3 separate regions of the Mus musculus genome follow, and regions 1 and 3 are each linked to region 2. The links are chromatin contacts, found by Hi-C or POLR2A ChIA-PET in ENCODE. All regions are on one chromosome and are shown on one strand. The core of a region is the stretch at or near the end of the contact, and the rest is flanking DNA. Distances in the headings are between cores, read along the strand shown. Region 1 holds the start of Spata5 (spermatogenesis associated 5). Region 2 holds the start of Spry1 (sprouty RTK signaling antagonist 1). Region 3 has its middle 24 kb from the start of Gm20755.

Evidence for each region. Hi-C counts contacts between places; a loop is a spot of excess contacts on that map. ChIA-PET counts read pairs that join two places held with the same protein, here RNA polymerase II (POLR2A).
Region 1: POLR2A ChIA-PET joins it to region 2 with 14 read pairs in Patski. The contact joins the promoter of Spata5 here to the promoter of Spry1 in region 2. POLR2A ChIA-PET finds 5 or more read pairs at or near these places in 2 of 5 experiments (Patski and embryonic stem cell).
Region 3: a map of heart shows a loop between it and region 2 (3-fold over the local background). The contact joins the enhancer-like site here to the promoter of Spry1 in region 2. A Hi-C loop is called at or near these places in 4 of 37 maps with a recorded cell type or tissue (gastrocnemius and heart). POLR2A ChIA-PET finds 5 or more read pairs at or near these places in 1 of 5 experiments (Patski).

Annotation. Positions count from the first base shown.
Region 1 is chr3:37,417,177-37,421,743 of GRCm38, forward strand. It overlaps Spata5 (spermatogenesis associated 5), which reads left to right and starts at 2,774. Exons shown (of 16, transcript NM_001163511.2): 1 at 2,774-3,324. The coding sequence starts at 3,165. It overlaps Nudt6 (nudix (nucleoside diphosphate linked moiety X)-type motif 6), which reads right to left and starts at 2,420. Exons shown (of 5, transcript NM_001291044.1): 1 at 2,166-2,420. The coding sequence starts at 2,394.
Region 2 is chr3:37,638,452-37,642,703 of GRCm38, forward strand. Spry1 (sprouty RTK signaling antagonist 1) reads left to right here and starts at 1,496. Exons shown (of 3, transcript NM_011896.3): 1 at 1,496-1,654; 2 at 2,069-2,357; 3 at 4,104-4,252. The coding sequence starts at 4,159.
Region 3 is chr3:37,873,058-37,877,260 of GRCm38, forward strand. No RefSeq gene overlaps it. Among named protein-coding and RNA genes, the nearest start is that of Gm20755, 24 kb to the right of the region's middle. Within about 2 kb of position 1,859, at least 1 of the 3 ENCODE cell types and tissues checked has a DNase peak (open chromatin) inside an H3K27ac peak, as active enhancers do; it is heart, where a contact is called at or near this core.

The sequences.
Region 1 (4,567 bases), core at 1,524-4,023, 220 kb before region 2:
CCAAATCCCCAGCCCACTCTATTTCTCTTAATGCCATTGACTTTAATCTTCACAAATGATGATGAAAGGTGTATTTACTCCTATGGAAAAGTTCTGATGTTATTCTTGGTTTATAAGAATAGAAATTAAAAAAAAAAAGTCAGAACTATCCTGACGTATTACTAGCCTGAAGAGAGGAATATTTTTTGTGATATTTGCATTAACATGTCTATATCTTATATTGTACCTTTTATAATACATTATATATTAAGTAGTCTATCATTAAAATTCCTTCAATGAAAGTGGATTCCTCAATAGCAGTAGCATCCCTTATGCATCCTACAAGCTAATCAGCCAACTTCTACTCTACACATTTGTTTACATTATTAAAAGCAATTTTCCTTTTTTTCCCTCTAGTAATGTGGCTTTCCCTCCTTTCCCTGTGTTCATAGCTTGTATGAGCTCCTAGAAGCTCAACCTCTTCAACAGTTTTTCCTAACTACTGCTCATGCGCTACTATTATGTGAGCTTAAGGCCATATGATGTCTGTGTGATTTATTAGAACATACCATGTTCTAATACTAGACAGCATCTACTAACTAGTTTTCTAATGCTAGTTAAGATGTCATGGATTTGCAATTCTAGAAGCAGGGGTATTTCACTGCCAGGGCAAACTCTATGTGATTCCAGGCAAGGTAATTACCTCTGTAATCCTGGAAGCGAGGCAGGGGTGGGTCATGAGTTTGTAGTCAGCTTGAGCTATCTATAACATTTACCTATCTCAAAATCCCTCTGCCAAGGAAGTATTCTATGTAGGGCTAAGTATACTATAATCCTACTATCTGAGTTATGTAAAAGCAGTGGTAAATAGTGACCTTCATATGCAATATGCTTTAACAGCCTTTACTAACTCATTACAGACAACATCTAATCTCCTTAAAGAGACATCGAATCAGGCTTTCTCCTCAGATAAGCTCCTGTTTACAGGAACTGCCAACTAGTTTGGTTTAATTCCATCACAACAGAACTATTGGAAGCTCAAGAACAGTGTGAAGAAAGCAAAGACCAGAGCCAGAGGGAGGTACCCGTTGTCTCTGGGCCTTGGCACCATCATCCTTCAACTGGGCAGAGCATGTACTTCCAGGTTATGGAGATGAGATACATTCCTAGTTGTTAGATTCTTAAAACAATGTCTAATACTTGATAATGACAGTGAAATGTTTTATTAAAGGGGTCTCATTCAGCGTGTCTTTGATCACACTTATCCAGTATTCAGAGCTGGCTAGCATTAGAAGTCTTTTTAGTGGTCATTTGATTAATGAATACCTGGAAAAGTTCGTAACACAATCTTGAACTCGAACCTTGGACTTGTTTCAAGATCCAATACACTTCTGGAGTGGTGCTTAGATTATCATCTCCCACTGGGAAAAACTATCTAAGTATGGCAAATGCCTGTGCCCATCCATATACGTGCACATATCAGAGGATGAACTGATTCGATTCTCCTACTGGTGAAAGTGTTGAAGTCTAAGCACTTATAAGCAGGAGAGATGATGTTAAATAGCCTTGTTTGAAGATTAAACAGCATTAGAGTCGCTAACTTGCCGTGTTTGTTGCTCACAGAATAAAGATCATTTGTGGTTTCCTGGTTATGTGAAAGGATCTTTTCCATTCCATGCTAAATTTCCATGCTATGCCTTCAGTTTGAAAAACAGGCTGTTCTAACAAATCAGACACTTATCCCAAAGTGAGGGGGACTCCTTCACACAAGCATCCTTTCAGATAACTGGGTTCACCGTTCAAAGCCAGTGATGTACCAGTGATGTGTTCCTACTGAAAACTGCAAAGCTCTGTGGGTAGATGCAAGCACTGGCACCCATCCCGGTTAGGAAACCGTTTTGCTTGGCAAAGCATGTGGCAGAATCCAAGTAGCAGCAAAACTAAGGTTGCAAGGTAGCACACAGTGAGGCTGTCAGTGTTTACTAAGAGTTAAAGGCGTGGCCGACACCGTGCTAGGCGCTGCGAATCCCGTGTCAGTCTCAGGGGCAAGCATTCAGGGTTCGGGCCGGGACGTGGCTGAGGGCACTTCCAGGTCACAGCGAGAGGACCGCTGGGTGTCCTTTCAGCTTTCACCTCAGAGCCCACACGCTCCGCCCTGGTTTCCGGGGCCCGAGACCCGCACTTGCCCTGCAAGAGCCTCCGGAAGGCGGCGGCATCCAGCCCGTGCAACGTATGGTGCCGCGACAAGTGCACCGAGACGCCCCCAAATCTGTCCAGCTCGCCTTGTAGCTCGGCCCCGCAGGAGCCCGGGGTCTCCAGGCCGCCCGAGGCTGTGCGCCGCCCCGGCCGGAGCCTGGCTCCGCCCGCGTAAAGCAATGTGGAGAACCAGTAGCGGGTCCTCCTCACCCACCACATGGCTGCACCTAGCCTTTCCGTTCTCCCCTTCCCGCCCCGCCCACATCGCCTGACGTAGCATCTCTTCCCTGTCGCACGCCCCGCCCCTTCCAGCCCTGCCCGGTCTACCACGCCAGACGTAGCCTGGTCTCATCCTGGGCGCACGCCCCGCCCCTTCCCGCCCCGCCCACATCGCCTGACGTAGCCTTGTCTCCTCCAGGGAGCACGCCCCGCCCCTTCCCGCCCCACTCTCGTGACCCCGTGCAACCTCACCTCTTTCCGGCGATCGCCCCGCCCCATCTCGCGGCGAACACTCTCAGGCCTCTTCCGGAGCTCGCTCCGCCCCTTTTCGCTGGGAGGAGGGCCGACCGTAAACTCTCGAAACGTGTCTCCACCCGCTAAGCTTGAGCTGGACTTGCCATTTGGTAGAGCTTAGTGGAGCTGACTGTCCTCGACGGGTCTGGAACAGAGAGGAGAAACTTTCGGATTTTGTTGTTGTTACTTTAAGCCCAACCACATTCGCTTCGGGACTAGGCAAAGCAGCGGAACAGCCGAAGTCCACTTTTCAAGGGTTCATAACGTCAACGGCGGTGCCTACGCCTAGCCCTTCTTTCTTTCCGAAACGGTGTCTTGCGAGACCCTCGCTCTCCGCCTCCGCCTCGTGGGTGGCGCTTCTACGCGGAGCATTACGGCGTGCGCGCCGCGCCGCTGACCTCTGACCCGGAAGTTTGATCCCCGTGCCGCGCACGTTGAGCCGGCTCGGGGCTGCTTTTCTCCGACAGCCTGCGGTCATGTCTTCCAAGAAGAACCGAAAGCGGCAGAAGGAGGGCGCGGAGGGCGCCTCGCCCTCGCTCTCTGCGGCTCCGTCCCGCTCAGGGACCTCGACTCCTTTCGCCCAGCCGAGCCCGGCGGCGCCGGGGATGCTGGTGGTGACCAACTTCCTTGAGAAAGGTGAGGAAAGCGCGGGCAGCCGCGGGGCTGAGGCGCCTGAGGGGAGCGCGGCGTGTGGAGGTGGGCGTGACGCGGGAGCCCGCGGACCGCCAGGCGGCCCGGCCCGAGGCGCCCGCCCGGCCCTCTTTGCAAAAAGTTGAGGATTGCCTTTTTACTTTTTCCTCTTTCATACGTACTTCGGGAGCACTGGCGATGGCGTACGCCACGGGACCTTGACTAGCAACCCTCGAGGTGGCCTTGGCTCCTTGGAGACTCACTGTCCAGTCAGCCCGGCAAAAACGGTTCTTACCTAGTGAGCCTAGCCTGCGCTCAAACGCTAACTTGTGACGATGAACGCGTACTGCCTAACAGCGCTCTGGCTGTAGGGACAACGGCAGCGTTTAGTTACTGCTGTTGACTAGTCGCACCCTGGTGTTAGTCCTAAGTTATCCCGTCACGTGTGCCGCTCCTCTGGTTTTTCACAGAAACTGTGGTCAAAATGAGTACGGAAAGGTCAGGTCCCCATCTCACAGATCAGAAAAGGCTAACGGAGTCGCATATCAGGTACCCAGGCACCAGTGGCTGGCAGAGTCCGTGTTGGAGTACAGGTCTCTTTGATTCCGGAGCTGTTTGTCTGAGATGAGTTTTGTTGGCTTGGTGAATGGACAGACTTCACGTCTGAAAAATGAGCTACTTGGTAAACCTTTTAGCTTGTATGATGTGTAGTGGTTCTGAAAAGTGGAGCAGACTGACGAGGGACATAGTTTTTTTTGTGTGTCCAGAAAGATTGTCAAGACTGTCTTAGCATTAGCACAGTGTTTAATCTGCCTTAGCAATCAGGATACAGCTTGTTCTGTTCTGCAGATTCAACAGCTTTTCAAGTAGTTCCTTCCCACTGTCATTTACACATGTCAATTCTCTACTGCCTTACACCACTGGAAAGGTTTCACAGTGTCTTCCCGCCACCCCCCTCTCTCTGTACCTTTTAATTGTCTACTCACTAAATGGAGTGTTCTCTGCATGCTTGTCAGTCACATACCACAATTTCCATGCCATGGTCTCTTGGGCACTGCTTTGTAATGGTCACAGATAGTCTCCGTGTTGTCAAATCCAGTGGCTGGTTTTCATTACTCGCCTTTTGACTCTGTAGCCTTTGCCAGTGTTAATCTTTTCTTCCTCAAAACATCTTCCTACTTATTTTATTTACCGTTACACTTTCCTAGTTTTTCTCCATGTGCATTGGCAGTTATTTTCTCTATTCCAT
Region 2 (4,252 bases), core at 246-2,745:
TGAAATTATGTTTTTATAAGTGTTATGTGGTTCAAACTCTCCATTGTTGCCTCTCCTCATCTTATTACATTGGAGAATTGGCCCCAAATTTGTGCAGACAGCTGGGAAGAGCCAGATAACACACTCTGATGAGATACTGTATTTCTTACTTGACACTGCAAATCTCTTCACGCACAAAAAGAACAAAAGCAGATCCACTGGAGAAACCTCATTATGCTCCTACATCTGTGAAAAATAGACAAGACACAAAAGCCCCACCAACTCTACATTTGAAAATATGACTTTAACACATCCCCTTGCATGAAGGGTGAACAAACAGCTTCTTGGCTTTTAATACGTTCTATTACCTTCTAGTGCACTTTCTTACTGCTGATCTTCTTCATAGGGAGTGTCCTGGGTTCCTTGCATGTAATTCCACACATAACCGTGAATTCTAAAAACATTCAAAAGCTTGCAAATGCATTATGCCAACAACAACAAAAACTTTATAAAAACTCACTGCAATTGTTAAGACTTAAAAAAAAAATTACTTTGAACCCAAAATATCCTAACTCACATTCACAGGTGATTTAGATCATGGAGTTTTTGTTTATCAAATACCATTCCTGATAAAATTCCCTGGAAAAATATTTTCTATCAATATTTTGGGGGTCTTAGGTTATTTTTAAAACTCTATGGAATTTTTAATTCCACATACAGCCCTTTTCACTACATCCTGAGCTATAGCGTCCATATAATAAATAACCAAATTCCATAGTATGTAAAGACGCAAAAAGCATTCCCAGCTTACTAAAGTCCCCCACCCCGTGACAGACATATGGCTAAAGCTAAAACTTCCTGATGAGTTATGCTTATTTTATTTCATTTAAAATGCATTGGTGTTTTGGACAAAATTATACAAACATTACAAAGCAGGAAGAACTTGGGCCCCGTTTTCTCCCCTTCCCCTCCCCCCGTGTAATTTTAGGGATCGTATCACAAACCAAATGGAGCAATCACTAAAACCCCACAGCAGGAAATCCCACCCTTTAGTGTGTAATTATATTACATTTGCAAAAATGACTGTTCTTTCTGAAACTTTCATATTTCGCATGATCTGAACTTTGCACTTTTCCCTTTATCTGGGGGCACGGTGTCATGGTGTACACATTTTTTTTTCCGTTGTTGTTGGTGGTTTGTTATTGTTTTTTAAATGTTCTTCACAACTCTTTTTAAACTCAACTCTAAGGGTGGCTGCACCAGTCCCCTTAAATTGGAGGCTGACAGCTCACGACTGACAGGGGCCCTGGAATGCCCGCTCCTCCCCAGTTGCGCTCGCAGGACTCCTGCAGGCAATCGACTTTTGTTAGAGCGTCCTCGAGTCCACATCCACGATCGCTGAAATCCTGCTCCGGGTTTTCGTGCAGCCCGCGTGATTGACACATGATATCACCGGGGGCGGGTCCCGGCGTGGAGGTGGAGGTGGCGGCGACGCTGAAATGCTGCGGAGCCCGCGCGCGAGTGCTCAGCACGCAGGGGTTTGCGGCGGCCCCGCAGCCAGAGCTCTGCGGGCTAAGGAGCGGCTGCGAGCGGCGTGCATGTGCCGGGAGGGCCGGCCCCAGGCTCTGCACTAGGTAAGAGCCTTCCCCTCCCGCCGAGGACCTGGCAAGATCAGGTGAGAATGGTGCTTTATTTTATTTTATTTTCGAGGAGCTGGACGTTTTCGGAGCTGGCTCTAGCTCTGTGCCCGGCGCTTTGCGGTCGGCCCTGCAGCGAGTTCCGTAGCCAGGCAGCGAGTTACGCGTGTGCGAACGCGGGCTGGCACCGCCGCGCACCCGCGTGTCTGTGCGCATTGTTGGGGACCGACCCGCCGGGCGCTCGTGCCAGACCTGACTTTTCCCGTCCCTGCGTGCGGGCTTGCCTCGCGCAGACGCGTCTCTCGGACGCGCTTTGGACTGCGGGGCATTCCGTGGGGGCAAAACGTGCACGGCCGTGTGTGTCCGGGGCTCGTGGCTGTCCATCTCGGCGAGCAGGACAGCGTCCCGGGCTGGCAAGGGACTCACGTGTTTCTGTCTCTGCTCGTCTGCAGCCGGCGTGGCGACTGCGGGGACGCGGACCTGCGGGGACCCGAGAGCCCGGGACGACGCCGGGCCGCGCGCCTGACGACCGGGACGGGACGGTGCTGTGGAGCGGGCGCCGCGCGCACCCGGCGGATGTCCCCGAGCCGCCCTCGGCCGCCGCCAACCGCGGAGAAGCGCCCCTGCCCGGGGGCCGCCGAGGCCGCAGCGCGGGCCATGCGCGCCCGGCCGCCCCGCCGCGCTTGATGCGGCGCGCGCTCCGCCCGCTCGGCGCCCCCGGCCGGCGCCGCGGAGGCCGAGGTGAGTGCGGGCGGCAGGTGCGGGCCGGGGCGGGCCGGGCGGTCCTGGCGGTCCTCGCGCAGCCCGTGCCAAGCGCGCGGCACCCGATGGCGCTGGGGACCCAGCGCCCGCCTGTGCTCGGAGCGCAGTGCCGCGGGACGCGGGGAGAGGGCGCTGCCTCCTCCCGCCCGCGAGCTGTTTTCATTCATAACTTTATCCGGCCGGACCTGCCGCGGCTCGGTGCCCCTGAGGTCTCGGCGTGGGGCCCAAGCGCCCGACGGTGCTACCCACACTGCTGTCCGCGGGTGCGCACCGGCTTCGCTCTGGACAGTTGCGGGGTGCCTAGGTGCTCCGCCTGAGCGAACTTGCTTGGGAATGCCCTGTAAAATGCAAATTAAAGCCGTGCCTAGGGGTTTCATAACTCAAACAAGCCGTGCCCACGTCTTCCTTTCTTGTGGATGAGACTTGGCATATTTAAAGTCTTCGTTATGGAGTTTTAAATTTTTAAAAAATAGATATGGCACAGGAGCAAGGATGGGCAGTTTTCTAGTGTCGTTTAGGGCTTCGGCACCACAACATGCTGTTATGGCCGTGCATCTCATGTGCGGAGAAGGTAGTTATAAGCTTAGAGGGGCCTCCAAAAAGCTAACACATATGTAGTCTGGGGACATTAGTTAGCATCCATAGTAAACCGACGTATTTGTTTTGATTTTCTTTGGATGCCAGAAAAGTGCAAAGGGGTGCCTTCTTGAATTAAGGTGCATCTGTGAGTTCGGAAGGCATTTGTGTAAAAAAATATCTTAGATACCTATTGCCCAGAAACAGAATCGAAAGAGTTTGGTCTGTCTCAGGAAGAATACGTTATAAATTGGAAGCTATTTCCTTTTGACATGGAAGTTGTGTTTGTTGTCTATCAGTGTATTTATTTTACTACAAAAAGCAGGTCAATTCAGGGCTTGTGAAAATCAAGGTCTGTCGTGCTAATAAATGAAGGGAATTAAATATAATGTAAAAAGACCAGGGCTCCTCTCCCTGCTTTAAAGGGCTGACACTTGTGCATAAGTTATCCTCGTTGTGTGGGGGAGCCTTGATTAACCTTTAAGGAAAGCTAAGTCCACACCGTCCGGGTTGTGTTCTTTGTGGCAGAGCACTCTTCATTCTTTGTAGCTTCCTTTGCTCGTCTCACAGATCTGTGTGATGAGCTAGCTTCAGACCCGGACTTCTGCTGAAAATGGCCTTTTGAGATTCCGAGTGAGCTTGGAATAGCCGGTGTTTTGGAAATTGCCTTGATTAATTTTCTCATTAATCTAAAGCTCGTAACAGCATATAAATGGCCGAGAGGCCACAGCACTAAAGCCATTCTTAATCTTTAAAAAGTAGCTGACATTTTCCTTACGTGAACTGCCAGTGAACTGACAGTGAACTCTGAGAACAGTTCCAGGGCTCACACTGAATTGCTCTTTCGAAGGCATATTTCATTTTAATTATTTGTTAGGTTTGCAAACAGGAAGACACGACTTCCTCTGCTTCTTAGAAGCTGGAGAGCAACTTCTAATTTTTAAGGCATGAGGTCTTTGCTGTCTTCCTGTGATATGGTCCTCTGCAATCTTTTTTTTGGAGTTGGACTCTGGCCAGGCTTCGGCATCATTGAAATCAGCCGATGAAGGGGATCATTACCAGGTGGCTTGGGGAATTTGTTACTTGACAGCAGCCCTTCTCCCCCAAATCCGCTTTCTGTCGCTTATTTTCTCTCTCACTCTTCTTTAGGATTTCAGATGCATGGCAGATTTCCGCTGACTGCTGGAACTGGAGATCACTCCACATGGATTCCCCAAGTCAGCATGGCAGCCACACTTCGCTAGTGGTGATTCAGCCACCGGCTGTGGAAGGCCGGCAGAGGTTAGACTATGACAGGG
Region 3 (4,203 bases), core at 609-3,108, 230 kb after region 2:
ATAAAAGTAAGTGTATTAAATGAATCTTTGCACAACTAGACATTAGCCTCTAGAGAAAAGAACAACCATTTTAGCCAGACATGTGACCCTTCACCCCTTAGTCTTATTGAGTTGTCAGGAGGGGACAGTCTTCCTGTCATTAGTCTTAGTAATTCCTCCTGCCACTTTTGGCTTTTTCTCAGTGCCAATCATTCATGGGTTCATCTCTACCTTTTACATCCTGCTTAAAGCTTTTAAGGCGCAGTATTTTGCAGGCAAACTTTGCCGGGTGACAGAGAAAAGGGAGTCTGTACTGTGACCTTTTCTTATGAAGCAATGAGTCTGGGAAAAGGTGGTCCCAAGGTTGACTCATTGCTAAATGATGCCAAGGGGAAAATTATCTAGGATTCCTTGAGCAATCCCACGACAGAGTGGTGGCCGAGGAGAGGAGAGTCAAGGAGGATTTCTGTTTGTGTGAATTTTGTGTGAAGAATTCTCTTACCTGGAGGCCAATAATGTTATAGGTTTATGGATCCCAAATCTGATACAGTTTTGGAATGCACTTTAAGAAAAATGATCTAAAGCACAGAATCTGGGCTAGAGATGGCAGTCAAGGTCATTGAGAGGATGAGGTCCGCTTCTTAGGATGACAGTAAGCAGGTTGCATTTCTTCCTTTGCATCTGTGACCTCCCTGAATCACAGGAAGGCAGGTCACTTGAGCTGCAAAGAGGTAGGAAAGCAAGTGTCTGCTGTCTGTGGTGCTGGGGAAGGGGAGAAGGATTTGTATTGGATGAGAACCACTTTGTCCCTACTGATGTCTGTGGGTGGATGCCTAATATCCCACAGTGGGACAGAAGTCCGCTGTCAAGCATGTTTGACTTGGTGGGATGCAGTGAGTTAATGCGTTCTCCCACTCATGTTCCTCTAGGATCACAGTATAATACTGGTCATCATGTGAGGGAAATGCTCATGAGCAGAGCACCTGTGGCCTCCCAGAGAGCCTCGTCAGGGACGCTGCTTCCAGTTCTGTGGGTTGTGGAGACACAGCAATTCTTTCTGTGCTTCTATACTCCCAGGCATCTCCTTTAGCTCATGAGGGGCCCCATGTCATCTGTACAATTCTCTGTAGGAAATTCTTTCTCCTTTCGAATGGTTTCTCCTGTCATATATGTGTGTGTGTGTGTTTAATTCATTTTAATATATCAGCAACACGATATTAATTGCACCAACAATTCTTTAGTTTTAAGGCCCCATCTAGGAAAGTTATCATGGCTAAAGTACAGAATATTTAGCCAGTATATTGGGGCAAGTGTGTAGGTGGGTGGTAGAGAATTTGTCTAAGATGTATGAGGGCCTGGTTCTCTCTCTCTCTCTCTCTCTCTCTCTCTCTTACACACACACACACACACACACACACACACACACACACACACACTCATACACACAGTATCTTGTCAACACTGACACAAAGCCAACTCTGTACTTGGGGTTAGCTAGCAAAACTTGATTGTGCCCAAAGGCAGCAATTTCAACACAGGCAACAGTGACAAGTGTCCTATGCTATTTCCTCACTTACAAGTCTTGTCACGGCATATTTGAATCTCCAGGTACTATTGAAGCCAAAATGTCTAGAGTCCAGTTTCTGAGGCTGGAGTCAGCTCTGTAGTGTGTCAGTCACCTGGCTTTGTAGGAGCAGTCTTGGAGTGATGTCCCAACTGTCGGCTCCTTCCCTGATTATTCTTGCTGTAAGGTAAATGGTGAAGGACCTCAGAGTCGAGGGCTCAAACCCTTAGAGTCATAGTTGGACCGTTTAACAGGAAGCTGACTGGAGAAGACAAGAGCTTCCCCAAGCCCTCTGAGCACCTGGCTATGCTCCTGAAGAGGACTTCCAAACAAGAGTGTGCCTTAGGCGGCTTCCCAGCTTCCAGCTGGATCCTGGAAAAGGCTCTTCCTCAATTTCCTGTTCTTCAGCATCATGGAAAGTGGTTTATTGCTCACCCCAACCCTGCTGCTGCTTTTCACATGGAAGGAGAATGTGTTACCCACAATTCTTTGCCATGAAGAGCACAGGAAACCGTTGGAGATGAGACTGCGATCCAGCTCCAGAGTGTAAGGAATGAGTGATCTCTCTCTCTCTCTTATATTCACACATGCGCACGCATGCACGCACACACACACACACACACACACACACACTGATGAGGGTGGGGAGAGAAAGAGGGAGTAAAGGAGGGAAGGAGGAAGAGAGAGAGAGAGAGAGAGAGAGAGAGAGAGAGAGAGAGAGGGAGAGAGAGAGAAAGAGAGAGAGAGAGAGAGAAACAAGAGTCAGGCTTGAGTCCTGCAGTTATTTCTGGCTTTGAATTGTGTCCAAGTCTCATACATTCACAGACGGCCTCGCCAAGGCCCACAGCTGTCCTGCATTTTCAACAGATCCCACAGGGCCTCGATCAGGCTGAGAGACATTCCTTTGCTCTGACACAGGGCCTAGAAGGAAGGGCTGTAACCTCTGAGGCTGTGGAGGTGGGAGCCTGCCACCCTGACCTTCCCAAAGTGCCCAGACATACAGGTGCAAGAGTGTGCTGGATGGCACAGCCCAGAGTGTGGCAGGACCTGTGGGTGATTGTCCTCAGAGCCCACAAATCCAGTGTGCTCTACTTTCTGTGGCCGTGGTGGAGAGACACATGCTCCTGTTGCTGTTTGGGATGCTTGTCACAGGAAAGGCATGCTCCTCTGGAGATCTTCCCAGCTGTCAGTAATGTGCTGATATACCAAGGCCAGTCCTGAGCAGGCTAGCCAGATAAACAGGATGTCCACAGTGTGTGAGAACACATGAGTGGAGCGACCCTCTCTGCCCATCTGTCAGCCCCATAAGGGACTGTCGTGCCTTGCTCCATCTGCCTGTCTAGGGCAGGAAAACAGGCAGCATGGAACATATGTGAGAAAAGCCCTCTCCCTGGCTACAGGGGCCATTGGTGAGACTGGGAAATCTGACCTAAATGGGAAGGAACATGGCTTTCTTGTTAGTTGCTTACTTGTCGGGAAGTACTTTAAAGACATCCCAACACACAGGGGAAGACATAATTAGATCATCAGTGGCTGTTGTGGGAGACAAGGGGGCTGGTCTTCAGGAACAGCTCTGCATGCCAGTGGAATCAGCTTCATGTTTTCTTCTTGTCAGACACACACTGGTTATTTATGTGAATATACAGAGACAAGTGACGCCTGTGTCATTGTCCTTCTTGTTTTGGAGACACTGTGTCTGTTGACGATCAGTGTGTAAACACGCTCTCAAGGCGGCAGGAGGAGGCACAGAGGCCCCTCCAATAGTCTGTGCAGACTGGGCCCTTGGAGGAAGAGCAGCAGACATCCTGGTGTGGGCTCTTCTGTGGTTGAGGGTGTCGAAGGTGAACCCCACAGTAAGAATGTGCTGATAGGACATTAGAGTTGAAAGTGAACCCAGTTTCTCTTCTGACCTGAACTGATGGATATGGGAACGATTGCTGTGATTGCACAAGATCTCCCAGGAGTGTGGCCAGAAAGTCAGATATGTGATTCTAATTCTCGGGGGCCCTGTGATGCTCTCTGTGGCGTGGTACATGTTCTCTACTTCCGGTACATCAGACGCAGCTTCGTTTACGTGGATTCAGTGTTGTTACTTACTGCTTTGATTTGAATAGCAACTGTTTTAATTCTCTGTGTTTTAAACTACAGTAGAAAGAACAAGAAGAAAACTCCTTCCACTTTGTCTTTTATTAGCTCAAAATTTAAAATTTGAAAGAGTTTAATGGGGGCTGGAGAGATGGCTCAGCGATTAAGGGCACCGACTCCTCTTCCAAGGTCCTGAATTCAATTCCCAGCACCACATGGTGGCTCACAACCATCTGTAACAAGATCTGACACCCTCTTCTGGTGTGTTTGAAGACAGCTACATTGTGCTTAGATATATAATAAATAAATAAATAAATAAAAGAAAGAGTTTAATGATGTAAGTAAGATGAGGCTAATTGCATAAGAAAGCAATTTTACAGTCTGACTTGTTAGAGGGAATCAGTATATACTTTTATGTATATATGTTTGTAACTGCATGCTGGATCACACATAAAACTTTTGTGTGTATGATTTTTTACTTCCATGTCTGTGTGTTCACCATGTGTACATCTGAGGGTTCTAGCAAATGAACCCAGGTCCTCAGTAAGAGCAGTCAGTGCTCAGGGATCTTCAGG